4 separate regions of the Homo sapiens genome follow, and all the other regions are linked to region 1. Evidence: chromatin contacts called from ENCODE Hi-C or POLR2A ChIA-PET data. All regions are on one chromosome and are shown on one strand. The core of a region is the stretch at or near the end of the contact, and the rest is flanking DNA. Distances in the headings are between cores, read along the strand shown.

Region 1 (6,484 bases), core at 3,174-5,673:
ATCCCAGATACTCAGGAGGCTGAGGCAGAAGAATCACTTGAAACTGGGAGGCAGAGGTTGCAAGGTTGCAGTGAGCCAAGATTGCACCACTCTACTCCAGCCTGGGTGACAGAGTGAGAGTCTGTCTCAAAATAAATAAATAAAATTTAAAACTCAGTTCCTCAATCATACTAGCTAACATTTCAAGTGCTCAAAAGCCACATGTGCCTAGTGGCCACTGTATTAAACAGTGCAGAGCAGAACATTTCTATCATCTTGGGAAGTTCTACTGGATGCACTACACCCTTATAAGTCTTTTCTATTTGATAAAATACTAAGGTTGTATTAAAATCTCCTATTATAACAGTGAATCTTTCTCGCAATTCTGTCAGTTTTGTTTTATATATTTTTAGGCTATGTAATTAGGTGCATACAGGTTTAGAAATTTTGTATCTAGCTGGTAAATTGAGTCTTTTACCATTACAAAAGTAGTAGGAGCCTTCTATCTCTAAAGATACTAAATATATTTGTCAACTTTATTTTCATTAGTATTTGCTTGGCATATTTTTTCATGACCTTTTATATTCAACTGTTTCTATATCCTTATCTTTTAGTTGTATCTCTCTCTCTCTCTCTTTTTTTTTTTTTTTTTTTTTTTTTTGAGACGGAGTCTCACTCTGTCACCCAGGCTGGAGTGCAGTGGCGCAATCTTGGCTCACTGCAACCTTTGCCTCCCAGGTTCAAGTGATTTTCCTGCCTCAGCAACCTCCGCCTCCTGGGTTCACGCCAGTCTCCTGCCTCAGCCTCCCAAGAAGCTGGGACTACAGGCACCCACCATCACATCTGGCTAATTTTTTGTATTTCTAGTAGAGACGGAATTTCACTGTGTTAGCCAGGATGGTCTCAATTTCCTGACCTCATGATCCACCCAACTTTGCCTCCCAAAGTGCTGGGATTACAGGCGTGAGCCACCACGCCCAGCCGGTTGTAACTCTTTTAAACCATCTAGTTGGATTTTTCCCCCATCCTGACAATCTATGCCTTTTAACTTGAACATTTCATTCATTTACATTTATTGTAATTGTTCATTAGCTTTGATTTATTTTTACCTTTTTTGTGCTATTTATCCCATCTTTCTTCTCTACTTTCTTGTCTTCTTTTACATTAATTTTTTCTTATTCCATTATCCCCCTTTCTGATCTGTAAGTTATACGACCAATTTCGAGTTGTTTAGCAAGTATCCTAGAAATTATGGGAAACATACATAGAAGGCCCTTTAACAAAGCCCTTTAAACACTTTAGTTCTGATCATCTCTTCCTCATATTTACATCAATGCCATCATGTATTTTAATTGTTTTTAACACAACAAGAAATTGTTACGTTTTATTAAGTCACTATTTGTTTAGATTTAACCATTTCCATGCATCATCACATCTTCTCATATTTTCAGACTTTCTATTTGGGAAAATTTTCATTTTACCTGAGGTATATCTTTTAGAATTTCCTTTTCTAAGAGTGTATTGGTAGCAAACTGTCATTTTTAATTTGTCTAAAAATGTCTTCTTTACATCTTTGTTTCTGAAACATTTTTGCTGCATATAAAACTATGGGACCACAGTTACTTTCTTTCAGCCTATTGACAATATCATTCTACTTTTGCCTAGCTTCCATGGTTGCTGTTGAGAAGCTGGCCCCCATTCATTTTGCTGTACTTCATTTCAAGGTAGTCTTTTTTTTTTTTGGTTGCTTTTAAGAATTCCCTCTGCCTTAGGCCGGGTGCGGTGGCTCATGCAGTGGTAATCCCAGCACTTTGGGAGGCCGAGGCAGGTGGATCACCTGAGGTCAGGAGTTCAGAGACCAGCCCAGCCAACACGGTGAAACCCCATCTCTACTAAAAATACAAAATTAGCCAGGCATGGTGACGCATGCCTGTAATCCCAGCTACTCCGGAGGCTGAGGCAGGAGAATCGCTTAGAACCTGGGAGGCAGAGGTTTCAGGCAGCCAAGATTGCTCCACTGCACTCCAGCCAGAGCAAGAGAGCGAGACTCTCTCAAAAAAAAAAAAAAAAAAAGAAAAGAAAAGAAAAAGAAGAAAAGAAAGAAAAGAAACGAAACTATGGCCAGGCACGGTGGCTCACGCCTGTAATCTCAGTGCCAAGGTTTAACAACTTACTTTGCAATCATCTGAAGGTCAGACCTTACTTTCAGTTCACCCTTACACAGAATGTTACCCTTTGAACTCTCTGCTTCATGGGATTGGGTTAGGGAGCTTCTTAGACTTTCCATCTTAGGCTCTGAGATGTGTGTTCCATTTTGCAGGTCCCTTGAATCATAAACACCAAAGATGAATGTTTGGCCAATGCCCTCAAAGTTGGCTTCAGAACTCTATCACTTTCGAGTTTCCTCTTTCGCTTAAGTTTTGGGGCTCCAAGTATTCTTTACTAAAATACATTTCAAATGCATTTATGTGCAGGGTTTTCCAGCATTTTCAGTTGTTTCATCAGGGCACCTACTTGAGCTTACTGTTAAATGACAGACACCTGAAATGTCTGAGAAGAGAAACAGGCTCAAGAACAATTTGAATAAGTTCTACAACGACAGATTCATGTTATTTAAGGCATAGTTTGGGATTGTGGTGGACTTTTTTTTTTTTTTTTTTTTTGAGACAGAGTCTTGCTCTGTCACCCAGGCTGGAGTGCAATAGCACGATCTCAGCTCACTGCAACCTCCACCTCCCAGGTTCAAGCGATTATTCTGCCTCAGCCTCCCGAGTAGCTGGGTCTACAGGCACCCGCCACCACGCCCGGCTAATTTTTGTATTTTTAGTAGAGACCGGGTTTCACCACATTGGCCAGACTAGTCTTGAACTCCTGACCTCGTGATCCGCCCTCCTCGGCCTCCTAAAGTGCTGGGATTACAGGCATGAGCCACTGCGCCTGGCCTGTGGTGGACCTTTAAGGCTTCTTCCTAACAAGGTCTACTGACGACATGTAGGTAATTGTGGAGTGACCTGGCAGGAAGAACTGTGGCAGAATCCTCTCGCCGGACTCTAACACTAACTAGATCTTGTGGAAAAGCCAAGTCTTTGACTGGCTCAGCCTAGCTTATAGGAGTCAGATGAGGTTAATATTGTAAACATTTGTGTCTTGTCTTCCCAATTCAACTGTTAACTTCCTTGAAAGCAAATACTGTGTTCTCTAAGTCTCCCAATCTCTCCGTTCTTAGTTCTTAACGCACTTTCTACAAGAATCAAATATAGCGCACCCTGCTCATGGTCAAATTTTCCCCACAGAATTTCCTTAGCCCTCCATTCTCACAAAGATCTAACATGATTCTCGAAGTGTTTCTAGACCAAGGAACACTTCATTAAAAGTCAATTCAATTCCAGCTGCCCCTTCCGTTGCAAACCCTCTGGTGTTGTTAAATTAACCACTACTTTGAAACAGTATGGGAACAGTATGAGAATGTCGGAGCTGGAAGGAAACTTAAAGCCTTGGAGATCATCTAGCAACTACTCCAACACTCTCGATTTACAGTTAAGAAAACGAAAGAGACCCAGAGAAGCGAACACAGTTGCCTAAAATCACCCAAATGGACAGCTGAAAGCTTCGTGACTCCACAAATAGGATTTTCCTCACACCAAACTCCGTATCTTGACATTCCCAGAATGGGGATGGTCGGTGGGCTGGGAGGGGGGTGTTGGGGGGGGGGTGAAGGAGAGAGTTTGGGCAGCTCTACAAACAAAATGCAGCAACTGCACTGTAGATAACATCCGTCCCCAAGGAGAAGCAGCCCAGGCTGACTTCAACCTGTGGCTGCAACCCCCAGACAGAAATCTGCAGCACTGGAAAAACCGACAACACATCGGACCGAAGAGGAGGTGGTCGCAGAGAGGCAAGTCCTGGGGTCTCCCGGGCAGCGGGAGAGCTCACTCGTAGCGACGGAGACCGTTTCCAATCTGGAAACACTCCAACCTGGGAACGGGCTCTTTTGGCACGAAAGAGAAAATGTGTGGGCAGGGTCACAAATCCACCAACCTAAAGCAAGCGTCAGAGAAGTTTCTGGGCAAGGGCGCACGGCGCCGAGGCTCCGACCCCGCTGCAGAAGGAAGCGGAGGGAAAAAAGGGCAGAGCACTGGGGTCGCGAAGAGGAGGGTCCGCGTTCACCCGCGCCAACGGCAGCCCCGGGAAACCAAGACCCCGGCGGCGTCCAAACCGCGAAGCCCCGCCCCCGGCAGGGGACTCCGCCATCCCCAACGCGCCCTCGAGCCAGCGCGCCGGTGCCTCTTTACCCGAGCAGGCGCCGACTCCGCCATGGCTCCAGTCGCCCCTCAACACCCAGACCCCGCCTCGGAGCCCCCGTGCTGCGTTCCTGTCCGCTCGGCGCCCCAGAGCCTGTTGGAAGCCGCCGCCGCCGCCGCCGTGTTGATGCCAGGTGCATTCTGGGAGCAGCGACCTCCCCGGCACAAGACCGGCTCCAGCCGCTCTTCCTCACTGTGCAGGCTTCCCATTGTGCCCCCGTGCGGCGGGAGGGAGAACGCTGCTTGGCACTCCCGGCCAGAGTGCGGGCACCAGGAGGGCTCAGTCACTCAAAAGTCAAGACCAGGTTCCGCGTTTCAGGCAAAGCCACGGGATCCTGCTGTCTTCCGTATGCCCAGCACTCTGCTAAATGCTTTGAGGGATTCAAAAATGTGTACAACTCAGACTTTTTGCTGAGGAAAGAACATGTAATGTTGTTGGGGAAAAGAAATATGGTTCCAAAAGGCAAGTGATTTTATTCCAAAAGTTCACCTGTTATTTGGCTTTTTAGAAACTGGGAACAGTTTCCATATCAACAGTGTGGAGCGTGGGGTCAGGCCCAGGCCAGCCCTCTGTAGCCTGTTAATTATGGTAATCATGTGCCTTGGAAAGTCCAAGACAACCCTGATTTCAAATATTTCCAGTCCTCATGCTACATGTAAGACGATGTGTCTGGAATTTTTGTTGGAAAGCACGGCCACATGACCATTTAATCGCCATGTACTTAATCCCCAATACCAGCAACACTACGGCAACCATAGCTGCCTAATTTATACCATTGTCTCTCTGGAGACAAGCAATGAACTTCCACTTCACAGGATAGGCGTGAAGTGTTTCCTCTGAGAACGAAACTTTTTTTTTTTGAGATGGAGTTTCGCTCTTGTTGCCCAGGCTGGAGTGCAATGGCGCAATCTCGGCTCACTGCAACCTCCACCTCCCGGGCTCAAGCGATTCTTCTGCCTCAGCCTCCCTAGTAGCTGGGATTACAGGCATGTGCCACCACGCCTGGCTAATTTTGTATTTTTAGTAGAGACGGGGTTTCCCCATGTTGGTCAGGCTGGTCTCAAACTCCCGACCTCAGGTGATCCGCCCACCTCAGCCTCCCAAAGCGCCGGGATTACAGGTGTGAGCCACCCCACCCGGCGGAGAACGAAACTTTTAAGATCATGACTGGCTCCTTCCTCACATGCAGGGCTCAGTTCAGATTCTACATCCTCAGAGAGATATCCCCAGTCCCCCCTTTCTACAGCCCCACACCATCCTCCATCTCAATACTCAATCTCGTTACCCTGCTGGAAATTTTTCATACCATTTATCACCATCTGAAGTAATCTCTCTTTTTCACTCATTTACATATTAATTATCTGTATCTCTTCCACTGAAATGTCTGTCTACTGTATCCTCCATTTGTTGTACACAGAAGTGTTCATATTTGTAAATGATTGAATGGTGAATCAGAGTGTAAGGATATGAAATGTCATCTCAAACAGAGGCATTATTTCCAGGGCAACTAGATCAACGGGCACGTCACTGAATCATTAATAAATCTAGAGAAAGAATGGGCCAGGCTGAAGAAACCGGTCAGTCAGGGAGATCCTGTCCAGAGGGTCTGACCTAATCTCTCAGACCAACAAACTCTTGGTGTCAGATACAGAAAAAAAAAAAAATGTGTCATGGGTGAGGTGGCTCATGCCTGTAATCCTAGCACTTTGGGAGGGCAAGGCAGGAGGATCACTGGAGTTTGAGACCAACCTGAGCAAATAGGCAGACCCTGTCTCTACAAAATTAAAATTAAAATTAAAATGAGCCAGGAGTAGTGGTGCACACCTGTAGTCTCAGCTACTCAAGAGGTTGAGGTGGAAGAATCATTTGAACCCAGTAGTTCAAGGCTGCAGTGAATCACGATCGCACCACTGCACTCCAGCGTAGGCAACAGACCAAGATCTTGTCTTTAAAAATAAAATAAAAATGTTATCCTCCACAGGCACAATATCAGGACATAGGATGCTGAGGTCATTAAACAGTTCGGTCGTAGAACTCATTCCCTCTATTCTATTTCTATACTCACAAGGCAACCTTCTGACGTTGCATGTTGCCAGGTAGCTTCTGGGAGGCAACATGCAGGTGAAGCTGATGCACATGTATACCTCAGTCTCTTGAAAATGAGCATGTTTCAGCATCCCAGACTCTGAGCCTGGAAGTCTGG
Region 2 (6,408 bases), core at 305-2,804, 150 kb after region 1:
GCGGAGGTTGCAGTGAGCCGACATCCCACCACTGCACTCCAGCCTGGCGACAGAGCAAGACTCTGTCTCAAAAAAAAAAAAAAAAAAAAAAAAAAAAAAGCCAGGCGCGGTGGCTCACGCCTGTAATCCCAACACTTGGGGAGGCCGAGGCAGGTAGATCACAAGGTCAGGAGTTTGAGGCCAGCCTGACCAACATGGTGAAACCTCGTCTCTACTAAAAATACAAAAATTAGCCGGGCGTGGTGGCAAATGCCTGTAATCCCAGCTACTCGGGAGGCTGAGGCAGGAGAATTGCTTGAATCCAGGAGACAGAGGTTGCAGTGAGCCGAGATTGCGCCACAGCACTCCAGCCTGGGTGACAAGAGTGAGACTTTGTCTCCAAAAAAAAAAAATTGTACTGTATAACAGTTGTAAAAATAAAAAACGTTAAACAGTAAGGTGCATGTACATTTCACGATTCTGTGGCAAACACAGATGCGTATATGCTCCTCAGCCTACGCAGGGACTATTTTATTTCTTATGCACATCCTCTCCAAACTACACACTTTTCCTTTGCTACTTCAGCCTGACACCTAAGACATGACTAAGACAGAATGCGAGGTTGATTTTCTGGAGACAATCGCCACCCCCTTCCTCGCCCTCTCTCCTTTCTGTCTCTTCCTGGTTTCCCCACCTCTCCCCTGTTCTTGCGTTCTCGTGTTTCTCACGCCCTGTGTCATGGCCTCCTCCGTCTTCTCCTCCTACTCTGTCTCTGTCTCCTGCCGGGGCCCGGGGTGCCCGACCGCAGCCTTGGGCCACCCTGAGTCCCTGCAGGCGGCCCTGAGGCCGGGGTGGCTTCCGCATGGGGTCTCTGCCCAAGGCCGTTCTCTGCTAAGGAAGGAGCGTGGCCGCCCGGGGAGCCCGGAGGGCTCTAGACCCACGGCGACCGGACCTGGTGGGCGGACCCCGCCTCCGCGTCCCCGGCGGGACAAGCATGGGGCCCCCACGGCCTCCGCGCCCCCGGCGGGACGGATGCCCCGGGCCACCGCGGGCAGCGCGCGCCCCCCACCCACTTTCCGGCCTCGCTGGATTCCCGGGACCCCCTCACAGACGAAGCCTGTCTCGGGGGCGGCTTTGGGAGGAACCGCACCGGAGGTTCCCCTCTCGCTGCCTCTCAGTCTGGGTTTCTGTGGAGCGCGTCTCCCTGTCCCTGTCCCTGATCTCTCCCTGTCCCTGTCCCTGATCTCTCCATGTCCTGCCCCTCCGTTTCCCCTCCGGCCAGCTCCTCAGCTTGTCTCTGACCGCTTCCCTCCCCAGATCCCGGGAATCCGAGGGTCCCTCAAAGACCGGCGTGCTGCGGCCTGCTCTGAGGGCGCCCGGGCCCCTGGGTCCCTCCTCTGAGGACCGACGCTCAGGCAGCGCCGCTTCTTCCTCCCGCAGGAGGCGCTGTAGGACTGAGCGGCAGCCGCGGCCGGGCGCCGGGTCCCAGCATGCACCGCGCCCGGCCGGCGCTGCGTTTGGGGGCCACCCGGGCTGTGCGTGGGAGTCGGGTTGGGGCGGAGCGGAGGGGAGTCAGTGCGCAGCAGGGCAGGTTCCTGCGGAGCCGCCGGAGACGGTCGGGTTTGCCAGGGCCGGGCGGGACCGCGGGGACCATGGCGGAGCCGCCTCGGGTAAGCGGGCTAGCCTGTTTGGACGCCCGGTTTCGGGGTCGTGGTGGGTCCTCGGGTTCCGGGCTCGCCCGTGTCCTGGGGTCCCCGTGAGTGCGCGCGGTGCACGGGTAGGACGGAGTCTGCAGGCTGCTTCTGCTGGGGATGTGGATTCCGGGCCCTGCGGTGAGCAGGTGGCCTCCGCTCCCGCGGCTTGTCCGTGGCCAAACCCCTGGACAAAGCCGAGCGTGGACCGAGGCCGACCTAGGAGCGGGGCGGAGCCTGGGCGAGGATGCCGGGCGGACGGGGAGCGGACGGTGGAAAGGATAGAAAGGTTTGGGGCCAGAGGTGGATGTTACAGGTCAACCAGTTTTACATCATAGTCACCGAAATCAGAACAACTGTTCCAAAAAGTTTAAGATTCCGAATGGTTGAAATGGTGTTTGGCGGGGGCTTCAATGTCAGAATTTATTGTCTAGCGTGATTTGGGTTGAGTGTAAGATGATACGTTGGGAAGAGTAGAAGAGGATACAAAAAATTAAGTTAGTGGTTTCTTAAAATCGAGGTTTAGAGGGTATTTTTATCTTGTAAACTTTAATGTTGAGGATTTTTGCTGATTATTAAATGAATTAGGCCGGGCGCGGTGGCTCACGCCTGTAATCCCAGCACTTTGGGAGGCCGAGGCGGGTGGATCACGTGAGGTCGGGAGTTCGAGACCAGCCTGGCCAACATGGTGAAACCCCAACTCTACTAAAAATACAAAAAATTAGCCTGGCATGATGGCGGGCGCCTGTAATCCCAGCTACTCGGGAGGCTCAGGCAGGAGAATTGTTTGAACCCGGGAGACGGAGGTTGCAGTGAGCCGAGACTGCACCATTGCACTCCAGCCTGGGCAACAAGAGCGAAACTCCGTCTCCAAAAATATATACATACCTATATATATGGGGAAAGGATATAAACAGCCAAATCACAGACCTGAAAATAAATTATTAATGAGTAAAAGAATGGATTTTAAAACTTGTGACATTCAGGCCAGGCGCCGTGGTTTACGCCTGTAATCCCAGCACTTTGAGAGGCCGAGGTGGGCAGATCACTTGACGTCAGGAGTTCAAGACCAGCCTGGCCAACATGGCGAAAAACTGTCTCTACTAAAAAATACGAAAATTAGCTGAGTGTGGTGGCGGACGCCTGTAATCCCAGCTCCTCGGGAGGCTGAGGTAGGGAGAATTGCTTGAACTCGGGAGGTGGAGGTTGCAGCGAACTGAGATGGCGCCACTGCACTCCAGCCTGGGCGACAGAGCGAGACTCTATCTCAAAAACAAACAAACTTGTGACATTCAGACGGTGGAACACTATACAAAATTAAAATAAATTAGCTACATATATGATCAACAGGGCCGGGCGTGGTGGCTCACGCCTCTAATCCCAGCACTTTGGGAGGCCAAGGCGGGCGGATCACGAGATCAGGAGATCGAGACCATCCTAGCTAACACGGTGAAACCCCGTCTCTACTAAAAATACAAAAACAAAAATTAGCTGGGCGTGTGGGCGGGAGCCTGTAGTCCCAGCTGCTCGGGAGGCTGAGGCGGGAGAACCCGGGAGGCGGAGCTTGCAGCGAGCCGAGATCGCGCCACTGCACTCCAGCCTGGGCGACAGAGCAAGACTCTGTCTCCAAAAAAAAAAAAAAAAGAAACTCAACAGGGCCAGATCCCAAAATGTTGAGGGAAGAATACAAGTATAATAAAGTATTTACGTATAAAAGACACAAAGTAATACTGAATATTTACAGATACATATATGTATTAAAATGAACTGGAAAGTTCCCATATTATTTATAATGTTTGCCTTTACAAAGGAAGGAGAATGTGACAATATCAGAACATGATTGAAGAGAGGAACCACAAGAACTTGAGTTTCACCGGTCACATTCTATTTCATTAAAAGGAACTCTGAAGAAAAATGTTAAACTTGTTAAGTCAGTGGTGAATACTAGGATGCTTATAGTTTTCTCTGTAACTCTCTGGATTTTTAAACTTCTAAAAATTAAAAAAGTTTTAAAAGTAAGGAATTTTAATCAGAGAAGAGGAGAGAATGAGTATCTTTAACACAAGTATAAACATACGTTCAGTTCTGCAATAATACAGCATATGCATTTCTAAAAATCATAGTGCTATGCAAAATTGTGCAATAAAAACCACAGAGCTTATTGGGAGAAATGTTACACATACAATACTCAAACTTTAATCAGTGATGTGTTGAAAGAACCTAAAAGCAGTTTTATGCACTTTAATGAGTAATAAATTATCTCAATTGCCTTAAAAACTGCCTGAAATAAGCCTGGGCAGGCCAGGCGTGGTGGCTCACACCTGTAATCCCAGCACTTTGGGAGGTCCAGGTGGGCAGATCACCTGAGGTCAGGAATTCAAGACCAGCCTGGCCAACATGGTGAAATCTCATCTCTACTAAAAATAAAAAAATTAGCTGGACGTGGTGGCGGGCACCTGTAATCCCAGATACTCGAGAGGCTGAGGCAGGAGAATCACTTGAACCTCGGAGGCGGAGGTTGCAGTGAGCTGAGATCGTGTCAATGCATTCCAGCCTGGGTGACAGAGCAAGACTCGGTCTCGAAAGAAAGACAAAAAAAAAAAAAAAAGCCTGGGCAACATGGTGAGACCCCTCTCTACAGAAAATTAGCCAGGTGTGGTGGCATATCCCTGTGGTCCTAGCTACTCGGGAGGCTAAGGCAACAGAATCACTTGAGCCCAGGAGATCAAAGCTATGGTAAGCTGTGTTGGCACCACTGCACTCTGGCCTGGGCAACAGAGACCCCCGTTTCAAAAAAAAAAAAAACCTAAAAGAACTACCTGAAATGTGCTTGTGGAAGTGGGCATAGCAAGGGTTGCAGTTTGTGAGCTATTGTGAAGTGGTGAAAGGAAGGTTATCTGAAATGAGATGGAAAGTTGTGACCCCGGAGGTGAATGGGTAGGGCTCATAACACAGGGTAATCTGATGTTTGAAGTGTGTTGCATGTGTGCATTTTGCGTATGTCTATGCAGCCCAGTTCTGTTTGTTCACATAGTACAAAGTTTCTCACCCTTGCCACTACTAACATCCTGTGCTGGATAATTTTCTGTTTTGCAGGCTGTCCTGCGCATCGTAGGATGTTTATCACTATTCTTGGCTGCTACGCACTAGATGCCCATAGGCCACCCCGCTTCCCCACATTATAACAATAAAAAATGTTGCCAGGGGACAAAATTGTTCTGATTGAGAACCACTAATCTAGTGTTTCTTATAGACAGAATTGCACATAAGCAAATGCAAAATTTTGTAATATATTGTCTCCTAATAATCATGTTGGAACAAATTCACATTTCAAAACAAGGATTATAGCAGAAATGACTATATTTCCTTAAAGTTAAAATAATGAATTTCTGATTTAAGTGTTGCTATATCTGCAGTTTGGATATTTGTCCCTAAATCTCATGTCAAAATTGGATTTGCGGCTGGGCACAGTGGCTCACGCCTGTAATCCCAGCACTTTGGGAGGCTGAGGCAGGTGGATCACCTGAGGTCAGGAGTTCAAGACCAGCCTGACCAACAAGGTGAAACCCTGCCTCTACTAAAAATACAAAAATTAGCCGAGCATGTTGGCAGGCGCCTGTAGTCCCAGCTGCTTGGGAGGCCAAGACAGAATTGCTTGAACCTGGGAGGTGGAGGCTGCAGTGAGCTGAGATCGTGCCACTGCATTTCAGCCTGCCTGGGCGATGGAGCAAGACTCTATCTCAAAAAAAAAAAAAAAGGATCTGCGCTGTTGGAAGTGGGCTGTAATGGGAGGTGTTTAGGTCATGGGGGGTGGATCCCTCATGAATGTCTTGGTGCTGTCCTCTATTAGTTCCTGAGGGAGCTGGTTAAAAAGAGCCTGACATCCCCCCTTCTGTCTTGCTTCTTCTTGCCATGTGATCTGTGCACATGCCAGCTCACCTTTTGTGTGTATGTGTGTGTGTGTGTGTGTGTGTGAGACAGAGTGTCGCTCTGTCACCCACGCTGGAGTGCAATGGTGTGATACTGGCTCACTGCAATCTCTGCCTCCTGGGTTCAAGCGATTCTCCTGCCTCAGCCTCCCAAGTAGCCGGGATTACAGGCCCCTGCCACCACACCCAGCTAATTTTTGTATTTTTAGTAGGGACAGGGTTTAGCCATATTGGCAAAGCTGGTATTGAACTTCTGACCTCAGGTGATCTGCTCACCTTGGCCTCCCAAAGTGCTGGGATTACAGGTGTAAGCCACCGTGCCCAGCCCCCTTCACCTTCCATCATGAACAAAAGCCATCTGAGGCCCTCGCCAGAAGTAGATGCTGGTGATGTGCTTCTTATACAGCCTGCAGAACTGTGAACCAAATAAACCTCTTTTCTTTAAAAATTACCCCACCTTGGTGTTCCTTTACAGCAATACTAAACAGACTAAGACAAATTTAAAGGAGTCAGAGTTTTTAAAACTCAACTCTAAATTTCATAATGAATATAACAAAAAGATGGGAAGTCCTAGCCAGAGCAGTGTGGCAAGAGAAAGAAATAAAAGTCATCCAAATAGAAATAGAGGAAGTCAAACTATCCCTGTTTGCAGACTGTATGATTCTATATGTAGAAAACCCCATAGGGTGCCCAAACGCTCCTTGATCTGATAAAACAACTTCAGCAAAGTCTGAGAATACAAAAATCAGTGTACAAAAATCAGTAGCATTCCTATACACCAACAACATCCAAGCTAAAAGCCAAATCAA
Region 3 (6,962 bases), core at 2,599-5,098, 250 kb after region 1:
GTGGCGTGATGTTGGCTCACTGCATCCTCTGCCTCCCGGGTTCAAGCAATTCTCCTACCTCAGCCTCCCGAGTAGCTGGGATTACAGGCATGCACCATCACACACAGCTACTTTTAGTATTTTTAGTAGAGACAGTTTTGCCATGTTGGCCAGGCTGGTCTTGAACTCCTGCCCTAGGTGATCTGCCCGCCTTGGCCTCCCAAAGTGCAGGGATTACAGGCGTGAGCCACCGTACCCAGCCTTTAATTTTTTAAAAGCTTCTATTTCCATAGATTTTGGGGGAACAGGTGGTATTTGGTTACATGAGTAAGTTCTTTTTTTTTTTTTTTTTTTTTTTTTTTTTTTTGAGACAGAGTCTTGCTCTGTCGCCCAGGCTGGAGCGCAGTGGTGCGATGTTGGCTCACTGCAAGCTCCGCCTCCCAGGTTCACATCATTCTTCTGCCTCAGCCTCCCGAGTAGCTGGGACTACAGGCATGTGCCACTATGCCCGGCTAATTTTGTATTTTTAGTAGAGGCGGGGTTTCTCCATGTTTGTCCGGCTGGTCTCAAACTCCCGACCTCATGTGATCTGCACACCTCGGCCTCCCAAAGCACTGGGAATACAGGTGTGAGCCACCCCACCCGGCCCAGAGAACAGCTTTGTCTCTTTCGAGAGAGAGGTGCACCCAAATGGGACCTCCAGACCTCAGTGGAGTGCACCGGATTTTATAGGCAGGCTTGAGGAGGCGGTGTCTGATTTACCAGGGACCCAAAGATGGGTTGGACCAGGTGTGACATCTACATAGCATGAGAGGAAGCTGGGACTACAGGCACCCACCGCCATGCCCGGCTAATTTTTTTTTTGTATTTTTAGTAGAGACGGGGTTTTGCCATGTTAGCCAGGATGGTCTCGATCTCCTGACCTCGTGATCCGCCTGCCTCGGCCTCCCAAAGTGCTGAGACTACAGGCGTGAGCTACTGCGCCCGGCCATGAGTATGTTCTTTAGTGGTGATTTGTGAGATTTCGGTGTGCACCCATCACCAGAGCAATATACACTGAAATCAATTTTTAGCCTTTTAATCCTCATCCCCTTCCTACCCTTTCCCCCACAAAGTCCCAAAGTCCATTGTATCATTTTTATGCCTTGGCATCCTCAGAGCTTATTTCCCACTATAAGTGAGAACATACAATGTTTGGTTTTCCATTCCTGAGTTACTTCACTTAGAATAATAGTCTCCAATCTCATCCAGGTTGCGGCAAATGCCATTAATTCACTCCTTTTTATGGCTGAGTAGTATTCCATTGTATATATATGCCACAGTTTCTTTTTTCTTTTTTTTCTTTCTTTTTTTTTTTTTTTTTTTTTTTTTTTTTTTTTTTTTTTTGAGACAGAGTCTTGCTCTGTTGCCAGGCTGGAGTACAGTGGTGTGATCTTGGCTCACTGCAACCTTCGCCTCCCAGGTTCAAGCGATTCTCCTGCCTCAGCCTCTTAAGTAGCTGAGACTACAGGTGCACGCCACCACACTCGGCTAATTTTTGTATTTTTAGTAGAGACAGGCTTTGACCATGTTGGCCAGGATGGTCTCAAACTCTTGACCTCGTGATCCGCCTGCCTCAGCCTCCCAAAGTGCTGGGATTACAGGCGTGAGCCACGGCGCCCAGCCCTATGCCACAGTTTCTCTATCCATTTGTTGGTTGATGGGCATTTGGGCTGGTTCCATATTTTTGCAATTGCGAATTGTGCTGCTACAAACATGCATGTGCAAGCATCTTTTTCATATAATGACTTTTTTTTTCCCCTCTGGGTAGATATCCAGTAGTGGGATTGCTGGATCAAATGGTAGATCTACTTTTAGTTCTTTAAGGAATCTCCACACTGTTTTCCATAGTGGTTGTACTACTTTACATTCCCACCAGCAGTGTAGAAGTGTTCGCTTTTCACCATATCAACACCAACATCTATTATTTTTTTGATTTTTTTTTTATTATGGCCATTCTTGCAGGAGTAATGTGGTATTGCATTGTGGTTTTGATTTGCATTTCCCTGATCATTAGTGATATTGAGCACTTTTTCATATGTTTGTTGGCCATTTGTATATCTTCTTTTGAGAATTGTCTATTCATGTCCTTAGGCCAGTTTTTGATGGGATTGTTTTTTTCTTGCTAATTTGAGTTCCTCGTAGATTCTGGATGTTAGTCCTTTGTCGGATGTATAGATTGGGAAGATTTTCTCCCACTCTGTGGGTTGTCTGTTTACTCTGCTTACTGTTCCTTTTGCCGTGCAAAAGGACAGCTAACATTCTTATAGTTTCTTTTTTTAATGTGCCAGTAAACTCTATGTGGCTTCTCAGTTAATCTTCCCAACACCCTATAAGATAGATACTTCGATTATGACCATTTTCTAGATGGAGAAACTGAGGCTCAAGCAAGGTAAGTGACTTGACCAGAGATAGCTAGCTAGTAGCTGGTGAAAACTAGGACTCAAGCTGAGATAATGTGGCTGCAGCCCGTGCTGTTCATCTCTAATGCCTGCCGGATTCTCACTGCATATCATGACACCTATTGGGGCATCAGTCAATTTGATTAGTCAGCTTCAGTGTCTTCATTTGTGGGGTTGTTGGAAACAGATGAGACAGGATCTGGCTGAGAAACAGCCCCAGAAACCTCCTCTCCCAGAATGGCACCAACCCCCCTTCCCTGCCTCTGAGCCTGGCCACTGGGTGGACTTCCAGTCCACATAGTAGACTAGATCACCCCCAGTGCATGCAAAGGCAGAGTGAAAGGTATAAACAACTTAGTCAAATCAAGCTGTACAATGAAAAACAAAAGGAAATAAAACTATTCTGGCGCACACCTTTTTCTTATTAATTTCAAGTTGGCTGCCAATGTTTACCTGCTTTGTTCTTAAAATAATCCATTCTAGAATTTTGCTAGAGAGCAACATCGTTTAGAGATTGTCATTTATGAAACTCTCACTCTCATTTTCCCCTCTTTTGAAATTAGGACAACATCTACCCATGTCTAGTTTTCTGGGGTTATTCATTCTCCTCAATGGCATTCATTCATTCATTCACTCAACACATTTACATAGCACCTGCTGTGTCCCAGATACTGTGCTAGGTACCAGAAGGAGTCAAACATAGTCAATGATTCTGCTTTTCCATTGGCTTGGGGCATCCAGGAACACATTTTCTCAGGCTTGGAGATGTGAACTCCAATGGGCAGCTGCCTGCCCTTCCCCTCCCCTTGCCTGCACCTTTACAGTAAGGTCTACTCGCCGCTGCAGCAGGAAGATCCTCCATTAGGAGTAAAACAGAGCTGTGAATTCGGCTGCCCCAGGAACAGCCCGATCCTTGTTGCTCCAGACACATCCCTACTGTCTTTTTGCTGTTCTTTGCTTTCGGCATGAGTTTCAGGTCTTTCAGAGCTTTGCCTCTGACACTTTCACAGAAATCTTTTCCACCCGCCTTTTCTTAGTCATCTTTACTTCGGACTTCCTGCTTCTGCCTTTTGTCCCTGTAGATTCTGAAGTCCTCAGGAACAATCCAAGATCTTCTGGTGTTTCAGATGCTTCCCCTTCACGTTCCTTAGGTGGTGGTTTCTGTTCTATCAGTTGGGGTTTAAGGAGGAGGCAGGGATCTTGGGCAGTGGGAGAAGCACCTCTGTAGGGAGCTGACTGCCAAGATGGGAAAGTGTCAGCCTCCAGGTAGTGGCGCTTGCTGGGATTTACCGACGCTGGAAGCACAGACTTTATCTGTAGGGCTCACAGTTTCCTCCAGGTCCCACAGAGCTGTCCGGAGGGTCACACAGCAAACAGATAAAGGAGGCCAGCGCAGATTGGGCGGCTCTCTGGTACCTTGCGGTGGCTGAGCCACTCAAGACAAACCGGGGGAAAGACGCCCTGATGACGAAATGCTAATTTTGCATATCTCTTTCCCAGGATGCTTAGCAACACGTCTGATTCTTGTTATTCAGTACGTTTTTCCAGCTATTGATAAATAGATGTGCCAGGGAATTCTTAGAGTATATATATATCATTAATATTGTAAATATAGTCATCAGTAAACTGAAACCAGAATATCACTGTAAGGGGAAAATGAACAAATTTGGGGGCTTTAAATAGTTCAAACAGTAGGAGGACTTATTGGCTGGTCCGAAGGTAGTGAGTTATCTCAATTGATTGTTCACAGTCAGTTACAGATCGAACTCCTTGTTCTACTCTTTCCCCCCTTCTCACTACTGCACTTGACTAGTCTTTTACGAGAGTTTCCACTCTCCTGGCATCCCTCGTTTCTTGTTTTCATCTCAATTTTAAAATGTTGAAAGTCAGCATCATTAAATAAAGCATGGAATACAGGGGGAAAACGAAGTACTATTCTTTTCTTCCAGAAACAAACAGTAAATTTGGGAAAACCCATCACAGACAAGAAGGAAAAAGAAAACAAAAATCAAATAAATAGTAATAGATACTACGGACCAATTATTGGTAAAGATGGTATAGTATGTCCTAAGAGATCAAAGACAGGAAATGGGATGAGGGTGAATAGGGGTTTTTCTTTTTCTTGTACTTTTTCTTTTCTTTTCTTTCTTTTTTTTTTTTTTTTTTTTTTTTTTTGAGACAGGCTGGAGTCTCTGTCACCCAGGCTGGAGTGCAGTGGTGTGATCTCGGCTCACTGCAACCTCCGCCTCGTGGGTCCAAGCGATTATCTTGCCTTAGCCTCCTGAGTAGCTGGGACTATAGGCGCGCGCCACCACGCCTGGCTAATTTTTCTATTTTTGTAAAGACCGAAGTTTCGCCATGTTGGCCAGGCTGGTCTTGAACTCCTAACCTCAAGTGATCCTCCTGCCTCAACCTCCCAAAGTGCTGGGATTACAGGCGTGAGCCACCGCGCACGGCCAGGATTTTTTTAATGTTTTAATATCAGTAGGATTAAGGACTGGTATTTGATGATACAACACTCAATGGACAAAATTAAGAGGCATTTCAAAGTCGACAATCCAGTTAAGTTTTGAAGCTAAGAGATGTGAACATTTTCAGAGAGAAAGTATTTTGGAGGAAGACAAACCAAGTCCAAGAGTTTGAAAATAGAGAAGGCGGAAGAGGGCAGAGTACATTGCGGGATGCTCACCACGTGAGGCACCAGAGCCACTTTCTAATCCTGGTTCAGCCCTTAGGTTCTTATGTAGCCTTTAGAAAGCCACGCAGCTGCCTCCTCATCAGAAACAAAGGGTCATTACACTGATCTTCCTTCCCTCTTCGCTACATGGAAGTATACATTCCTAACAGCCTCGAGGCAAAGTGTTGTTTGATGAGATTGTGGTGGTGTTGCAGTACAGTGTGACTGCCACAAATGTGTATACAACAAAAGAATATTTAAATTTTTCTTATAGGTGAAAGTAACCCAAGGCACCTTGAGGGCACATGTGGGTTTCCCAAGAGCTTCCCTGTGGGGTTTTTTGTTTTTTTTTTTTCTTTCTGAGACGGAGTTTCGCTCTTGTTCCCCAGGCTGGAGCACAATGGCGCGATCTCGGCTCACTGCAACCTCCGCTTCCCAGGTTCAAGCGATTCTCCTGCCTCAGCCTCCCGAGTAGCTGGGATTACAGGCATGTGCCACCACGCCCAGCTAATTTTTTGTATTTTAGTGGAGACGGGGTTCCTCCATGTTGGTCAGGCTGGTCTCGAACTCCCGACCTCAGGTGGTCCGCCAACCTCGGGCTCCAAAGTGCTGGGAATACAGGCAAAAACCACCACACCCGGCCTTGAATTGTAATTCTCAGGTGTTGAGGGGGAACCTGGTGAGAGGTAACTGAATCAGGAAGTCAAGACTTAAGGGTCTCCTCAATCTAAGTCCCGAGGCTTTTCCCGTACAGCTAGCTTGCTGCTTCTTCAATAATAGATATGCCTTAATTACAGTGATTGTTCAAGCCAACTGATGTTGCTATGATCACGTACCAGCTATGAACACAGGACTGTCACTGTATCTCAGGAATAATGGCAATTAAATGATATTGCAAGAGAGTAACAGTCTATTGGCCATAGTCACCATTTGATATTTGCAAAGGAATACATTTGTATTGTGTTTTATAAGGTACAGGGTATTTTCATATGACCTATTTCATTTAATATTCTTTGCAGTCCAGTTAAATTAGTATGACAGACATTATCATTTTACAAATGAAGAAACTGAGGTTCTGAGAGAGATCACATAAGCAGCCGAGAGTCAGCCACTGAGTTCATTGCTTGCAGAGCCAGAATAACCTTTCTTCCCCAAAAGTATTCTCTCTGCTACCCCGCAAAGAAAAACCAGCAATCAAACAATGTCAACAAAGCCATGAAACCAATTGCTGTACTATTCCAGTCAGTGGAAACATTGCTAAAAACTAAAAGATAGATGGATGGATAGTTAGGAGGGAGGGAGAGAGAGAGAAAAAAGTATGTAGTTGATGGTGGAATAACTGTTAATATGGACACTACGAAACTAACACGAGAGCAGAGTCAATTTCTCTGACTTTAGGTTGATTTCATTCCACAGATATGAGACTGCACAATTCTATCAGTCTTGATGACATATGTATCCTATCTCCAGAAACTTCCTAACCAGATAATATCTGCAAAGCAATAATGAATGCCCAGTGCAACTATAAGGCCAGCTCAGAGTAATATGATAACTTGAGGAAGAAAAGAGTTTGGCATTAGTTCTTTCCTAAGACGTATTTGAATAAGATAGGATTGTCAGATAAAATACAGGATGCCTGGTCAAATTTGAACAATAGTGTAAATAGATTTTTAGCATAAGTATGTCCCAAATATTGCACACTATATCCTACTGTCATTGCACAGACAGTAGTTTGAAGCCAAAATAATTTTGATTTGCAAAAGCGCGGCATTTGCGAAGAGAAAGGGGATATTTTCCAATACCAAAATCTTTATGTTTTACAAGAAAAGCAAAGCTTGGTGGATCCAGGTTTAGAGATAATACCA
Region 4 (6,381 bases), core at 1,226-3,725, 170 kb after region 1:
TACAAAAAATATAAAATGTGGGCCAGGCTGGTCTTGAACTCCTGACCTCAGGTGATCTACCCACCTCAGCCTCCCAAAGTGCTGGGATTATAGGTGTGAGCCACCGTGCCCGGCCTATACTTCGCCATTTGTCTCTTAACACGGGTGCCCAAGAAGCTGCTGCTTGGGGGGCTGTATTCAATTAACACTTTTAATGTTAACAGGTGTGGACCATCAAGAGATTGTCTCTCCCTGGCTGCCGAATTCTCATTCTTAGAGAGGCAATTTGTTAATTGCTGAACCATCACCTGACATTTCTAGTGGGTCGGGAGAGAGCCCTCTGCTGCCCTGTTGATGCCTAACTACCTGTAACAATCTGATTATTGTAAGTTTTCCTGTATCCAGTATCACCTCCAATATTTATCAAGGAGTTGTGTGAAATACCACCTCACAACCAGATGAAGAATTTTATCACCACCTCCTCCAATTCCTCATGAGGGAGAAGTAGGAATTGCTCTGAGCCTAAGGTAGAAACCGTTCCTGAAATGTTGAAAACCGTCATTGTGAGTAGGTGAGTGGAGTGGTGGAGTAGTGAATCACCTGTACAATGGCACTGTCAAAAGACAAAATTACAACACATTTAGTTTAAAAATCTTAATTGGCTTATTTGGTATTCTAGAATTGAGCAACACTTCATCCCATGAAACAGAATAAGTGGCCCGGCGTGGTGGCTCACGCCTGTAATCCCAGCACTCTGAGAGGCCGAGGCGGGCAGATCACCTGAGGTCAGAAGTTCAAGACCAGCCTGGCCATGGTGAAACCCTGTCTGTACTAAAAATACAAAAAATTAGGTGGGTGTGGCAATGCGAACCTGTAATTCCAGCTACTCGGGAGGCTGAGGCGGGAGAATCGCTTGAACCCGGGAGGCGGAGGTTGCAGTGAGCCGAGATCGTGCCATTGCACTCCAGCCTGGGCAACGAGCGAAACTCGGTCTCAAAAACAAAAACAGAAAAACAGAATAAGTGTTTGGATGAGCCAGCCAAGGCGGGTTTTTTTTTTTTTTTTTAAGAAGGAGTCTCCCTCTGTCGCCCAGGCTGGAGAGCAGTGGCGCTATCTTGGCTCACTGCAACCTCCACCTCCTGGGTTCAAGCAATTCTGCCTCAGCCTCCCAAGTAGCTGGGATTACAGGTATGCGCCACCATGCCTGGCTAATTTTTTGTATTTTTAGTAGAGACGGGGGTTTCACCAGGATGGCCAGGCTGGTCTCGAACTCCTGATCTCGTGATCTGCCCACCTTGGCCTCCCAAAGTGCTGGGATTATAGGTGTGAGCCACTGCACCCGGCCCGCGGTTGGTTTTATGGACAGAAAAAGCTTGGGAAAAGCAGAAACAGAAAACTAAAAGTGGGTTGGTTGTTTCAAAGTTACTTTTTTCTTCTAAAGGTTAAAGCAGAGGGGGTGTCTTCTGGCCGGGCACGGTGGCTCACACTTGTAATCCCAGCACTTTGGGAGGCCGAGGCAGGTGGATTACCTGAGGTCAGGAGTTCAAGACCAGCCTGGCCAACATGGTGAAACCCCCGTCTCTACTAAAAATACAAGAATTAGCCGGGCGTGGTGACACACCCCTGTAATCCCAGTTACTTGGGAGGCTGAGGCAGGAGAAGTGCTTGAGCCCGGGAAGCAGAGGTTGCAGTGAGCCAAGATTGTGCCACTTCACTCCAGCCTGGCCGACAGAGTGAGACTCTGTCTCAAAAAAAAAAAAAAAAAAAAAAAGCAGAGGGGTCTTCCTTATGCTGGCCTGTTTGGTGATGTGGCACTTTTGCATGAGTAACTCCATCTTGGTGTGGTCTCTTGGAGCCTAGTGCTGGAGCTGAGTCCGAACCAATGGACTCCTATTATTTTATTTAATAACAGTTTCTTTTTTCTTTTTTTTTTTTTTTGAGACGGAATCTTGCTCTGTTGCTCAGGCTGGAGTGCAGTGGTGCGATCTCGGCTCACTGCAATCTTCACCTCCTGGGTTCAAGTGATTCTCCCGCCTCAGCCACCCGAGTAGCTGGGACTACAGGCGCGTGCCACCACGCCCGGCTAATTTTTGTATTTTTAGTAGAGACGGGGTTTCACCATGTTGGCCAGGCTGGTCTCAAACTCCTGACCTCAGGTGATCCGCCCGCCTCAGCCTCCTAAAGTGCTGGGATTATAGGCATGAGCCACCGCGCCCGGCCGATAACACAGTTTCATTGTGAAGACAGGCGGCTTGTAGTAGCAAAAATTGAAACCGAAAATGGCGACGTTACACATTCTCCAAATCCCTACTAATTTACATACCTATCAATTTCAGAGGCAATCTCGTGTAACCCTAAAGGAGGTTATCTCTGGAGAGCTTGGAGCAGCTCCAATTCAAGTTCAGAGATCCAGGGAGCCCAGAATGCACAGCGCCGCGGGGGTGCCTCCCGCCAGAAGGCGGCGCTGTGGGATCCCAGCCCGAGCCGTGTCCAGGCACAGGAAAGGCAGAGCGTTCTCAGCATGCCCTGCCTGTGCCCTGGGCAACGGCCGCCGCCGAGCGAGATCCCGGGGTCGCGCAGGGTGGGGCTGGGGCTGAAGGGCGCAGGCCCCGCGTACGGGGGCCGCCCCTGCTTTTCCTCCGCGAGACCAGAGCTTAGACTACGGCAGGACTAGTCCCTGGGGTTCCCCTTCGGGTGTCAGACCCTCTCTGGGCGGTCGCGGGAGGGCTCGGGCTCGCAGGATCTGCAGGTGTTGGGGCTGGGGCAGTGGGGAGTGGTCCGTGGGCCCAAGAGGACGAAGCGGAGTCGGGCGGTTCCGGCTGGGAGGAGGCGCCTCCCCGGGGCTGCCCTGACCTAGTAAAATCTGTGGGGAAGCCCTGGCCGGGGAGCCTTCCCCCAGCTCGCTCCCTGGGGCCTGGACAAAAGGCCGGGAAGGAAACGCAGCCCTGGGCTCTGCGGTCTTTGGAACAGAGACTGCGACTTTTCATCTTCGTTTCCCACCTAGTGTGGGGCCCCCGTGGGTGCTGTACAAATGCTGTGGAATCAAAGAATCAGTGGAGGAGTCCCGCACGCACCCATTGATTTTACTCAGTCCAGAGTTTCCGGAGAGTGCCTGCTTCCCTAAGCGCAGCTTGTGGGCGGAGACTCTGCTGGATGAGGTGCAGATTGGGAGAAAGAACAGGAAATTACGGGTGAGAAAAGAAAAGGATTCCCATAAAGGGCACATGTGAAAGTACAATGCTGAATTGCAATATTAGGCACTTCCATTTTCTTTTTATTTATTTATTTAAGACGGAGTCTCGCTCTGTCACCCAGGCTGGAGTGCAGTGGTGCCATGTCAGCCGACTGCAACCTCCGCCTCCCGGGTTCAAGCGATTCTCGTGCCTCAGCTTCCCAAGCAGCTGGGATTACAGGCGTGCGCCACCACGCCCGGCTAGTGTGTGTGTGTGTGTGTGTGTGTGTGTGTGTGTAGCTGGGATTACAGGCGTGCGCCACCCCCCCCCCCCCCCGGCGAGTGTGTGTGTGTGTGAGTGAGACGGAGTATCACTCAGTTGCCCAGGCTGGAGTGCAGTGGCGCGATCTCGGCTCACTGCAACCTCCGCCTCTCAGGTTCAAGTGATTCTCCTGCCTCAGCCTCCTGAGTTGCTGGGACTACAGGCACGCACCACCATGTCCGGCTAAGCTTTGTATTTTTAGTAGAGACTGAGTTTCACCATATTGGCCAGGCTGGTCTCGAACTCCTGACCACGTGCCCGCCTGCCTTGGCCTCCCAAAGTGCTGGGATTACAGGCGTGGTATTATTAATGTTAATGGTGTTGCGTCTCTGGGGTAGTGACTGCCTAGTCAAGCTTCTATTCTGTTTTCTAATTACTAGGAAACTAAAGGGCATTTTCCTTATTTGCTTTGTCACCTTCTAGGGAAAGTGATGTTTTGCTTTTCTGGTGCAAAATGTTTTGAAGAAGATAATTTCTCATAGCTGTATTGGAGCAAACTGTCACTTTAAATTTTATTTTGGTGAAATGGTACCAATTATGGCCGGGCGCGGTGGCTCACGCCTGTAATCCCAGCACTTTGGGAGGCCGAGGCAGGAGGATCACGAGGTCAGGAGATCGAGACCATCCTGGCTAACACGGTGAAACTCCGTCTCCACTAAAAAATACAAAAAAAAAAAAATTAGCCGGGCGTGGTGGTGGGCGCCTGTAGTCCCAGCTACTCGGGAGGCTGAGGCAAGAGAATGGCGTGAACCTGGGGGGCGGAGCTTGCAGTGAGCCGAGATAGCGCCACTGCACTCCAGCCTTGGGGGCAGAGGCAGACTCCGTCTCAAAAAAAAGAAAAACAAACAAACAAAAAAAAGAAATGGTACCAATTATGGAAGTCTGCAGATGTAACTATTTTTTGCTTATAAACACAGGTGTTTTTGGTGTTTTTAACATCTCAAAATGTTGAAGACAGTTCAATGTGTACTTTATCACGCAGTACTATAACATTATATGACTGTATAGTAGGCTAGGTGCTTACAGAACTATGTCCTATGGTAATTGCTCAAATGTTCATTTAATTGAATCAAATTATTTCAGATTGTGTTTCTCCAGTTACAAATAAGTGTCTGCAGAAGTTCCAATGATTGACTTCTCTATGAGTCTCCCCAAACTATTCCTGTAAAACAAGGGCCTATGTATTCAATATTCCACCTCTGTCAGGGTATAAATCTGCTTTGTTTGCAGCACTGGTTAACTTTTGAAAAGAGGAACAGCAAAATCATCACAAGTCTATTCCTGGAATTATGTCACTAAAGCCTAAGTCAATTCACATGATGAATATTCTGCCTTCTCAAGATTTGTGTCCTAACTCCTTCCCCAATATAACAAAGGTAGAAGGGCTTTTAAACATTACTGATGAGGACAGGTGTGAAGCCACCCTGAGACAAAAGGAAATGTGTTTGGGGTTCCAAGTGGCAATGACCTTTGACGACATGGCCATCTGTTTTTCAATACAGGAGTAGGAGAATCTGGATGGATATCAGAAGGAACTTTACAAGCAGGGGATGAGGAGTATCTGTGAAGCTCTGATCTCTCTAGGCAAGATGGGTTTTTGTTGAAAATTTGAGAGTAATTCATGAAATCAGAGACTAAGCAAGTCTCTGCAGGTTACCTGTTCTTTCTGTTGGCTGCTTGGTTGGCCTCTGGAGACAGCAACCTACTTATCAGTAGGATATCCTGAGAAAAATTATTTCCTTGATAATTATGCCTAGTTCATGTCTTCCAAGTATCCTATTTGCCTTATAATACCTTAATCAAATGCTTTATTGCCACCAATTTCTTAGGGTCTCTGCATTTTGGCTTTATTGTCTTAGAACGCAACCCACAAAACAGCCAGAAGTGTATGTGCCAGTTAAATCAATGCTCATCTTTCCAGAATTTTCATTCCTTTATTTAATTCAGGAGAAATCAATAAACACTTATTGCATACTTCCCATGTATCAGATTCTGGGGTAAGTAGAAAGATAAATAAAATATAGTCCCTACCTTCATGGGGCAAATAGCCCACTGAGAGAGACATATGGGCCGGGTGCAGTGGCTCACACTTGTGATCCCAGGACTTTGGGAGGCCAAGGCGGGCAGATCTCCTGAGGTCAGGAGTTTGAGACCAGCCTGGCCAACATAGTGAAACCCGGTCTCTACTAAAAATACAAAAATTAGCCACGCATGGTTGTGGGCGCCTGTAATCCCAGCTACTGGGGAGGCTAAGGCAGGAGAATTAATTGCTTGAATCCGGGAGGTGGAGGTTGCAGGGAGCTGAGATCATGCCCCTGCACTGCAGCCTGGGTGACAGAGTGAGACTCCATCTCAAAAAAAAAAAAAAAAAAAAAAGGCATATGTATTGCGTGAGGGCACTTTTGCTTGCAGATGACAGAAACTCAGCTCAAAGTACCTAAAGGAAAAATAAAAAGTAGCTTATAGGTTCATGTAATAGGAAGCCCAGTGGTCGGATTGTCTTCACAGCTGGCTGGGTGCAGGGGCTCACGCCGTGGTTCAGGGCACTTTTGTGCTCTTTCTTCTTAGTTTTGCTTCCCTCTGTGTTGACCTTATTTTCTCCAACTGCATAGGTTTCTTTCATATGCTGAGAATGATAGTTGCCAATGGCCCCAATTTCACTTCATGTTCCCAAAGGTGTTCTCCAGATAAGGCAGATTTACAATTGCCCTCAGCATTTTTTCTTTTTTCTTTTTTTTTGAGACAGAGTTTCACTCTTGTTGCCCAGGCTGGAGTGCAATGGCACAATCTCGGCTCACTGAAACTTCCGCCTCCTGGGTTCAAGCGATTCTCCTGCCTCAGCCTCTCGAGTAGCTGGGATTACAGGCGCGCGCACAAGGCCCAGCTAATTTTGTATTTTTAGTAGAGA

The links. A loop is a pair of places that touch in the nucleus more often than their neighbours do. ChIA-PET counts read pairs that join two places held with the same protein, here RNA polymerase II (POLR2A). Pooled maps may share reads with other maps.
Region 2: a loop to region 1 is called in a map of CD8-positive, alpha-beta T cell, with 21 times the contacts of the local background. The contact joins the promoter of ZNF786 here to the promoter of ZNF212 in region 1. A Hi-C loop is called at or near these places in 2 of 168 maps with a recorded cell type or tissue (B cell and CD8-positive, alpha-beta T cell), 3 of 37 single-sample maps with no recorded cell type and 14 of 50 pooled maps. POLR2A ChIA-PET finds 5 or more read pairs at or near these places in 2 of 52 experiments (H1 and K562).
Region 3: a map with no recorded cell type shows a loop between it and region 1 (9-fold over the local background). The contact joins the promoter of GHET1 here to the promoter of ZNF212 in region 1. A Hi-C loop is called at or near these places in 1 of 37 single-sample maps with no recorded cell type and 9 of 50 pooled maps. POLR2A ChIA-PET finds 5 or more read pairs at or near these places in 1 of 52 experiments (HCT116).
Region 4: a loop to region 1 is called in a pooled map, with 3 times the contacts of the local background. The contact joins the enhancer-like site here to the promoter of ZNF212 in region 1. A Hi-C loop is called at or near these places in 4 of 50 pooled maps. POLR2A ChIA-PET finds 5 or more read pairs at or near these places in 3 of 52 experiments (K562, Panc1 and WTC11).

What each region holds. Positions count from the first base shown.
Region 1 is chr7:149,237,590-149,244,073 of GRCh38, reverse strand. ZNF212 (zinc finger protein 212) reads right to left here and starts at 4,423. Exons shown (of 5, transcript NM_012256.4): 1 at 4,272-4,423. The coding sequence starts at 4,295. RefSeq lists an enhancer at 4,362-4,656.
Region 2 is chr7:149,085,864-149,092,271 of GRCh38, reverse strand. ZNF786 (zinc finger protein 786) reads left to right here and starts at 1,554. Exons shown (of 4, transcript NM_152411.4): 1 at 1,554-1,649. The coding sequence starts at 1,632. RefSeq lists silencers at 703-1,192, 1,313-1,612.
Region 3 is chr7:148,984,413-148,991,374 of GRCh38, reverse strand. It overlaps GHET1 (gastric carcinoma proliferation enhancing transcript 1), which reads right to left and starts at 3,848. Exons shown (of 1, transcript NR_130107.1): 1 at 1,946-3,848. It also overlaps RNY1. RefSeq lists enhancers at 3,502-3,551, 3,872-3,921, 3,489-3,989 and a silencer at 4,132-4,201.
Region 4 is chr7:149,062,030-149,068,410 of GRCh38, reverse strand. No RefSeq gene overlaps it. Among named protein-coding and RNA genes, the nearest start is that of ZNF786, 25 kb to the left of the region's middle. RefSeq lists a silencer at 2,505-2,734 and an enhancer at 2,224-3,106. Within about 2 kb of position 2,475, at least 38 of the 41 ENCODE cell types and tissues checked have a DNase peak (open chromatin) inside an H3K27ac peak, as active enhancers do; they include Panc1, where a contact is called at or near this core.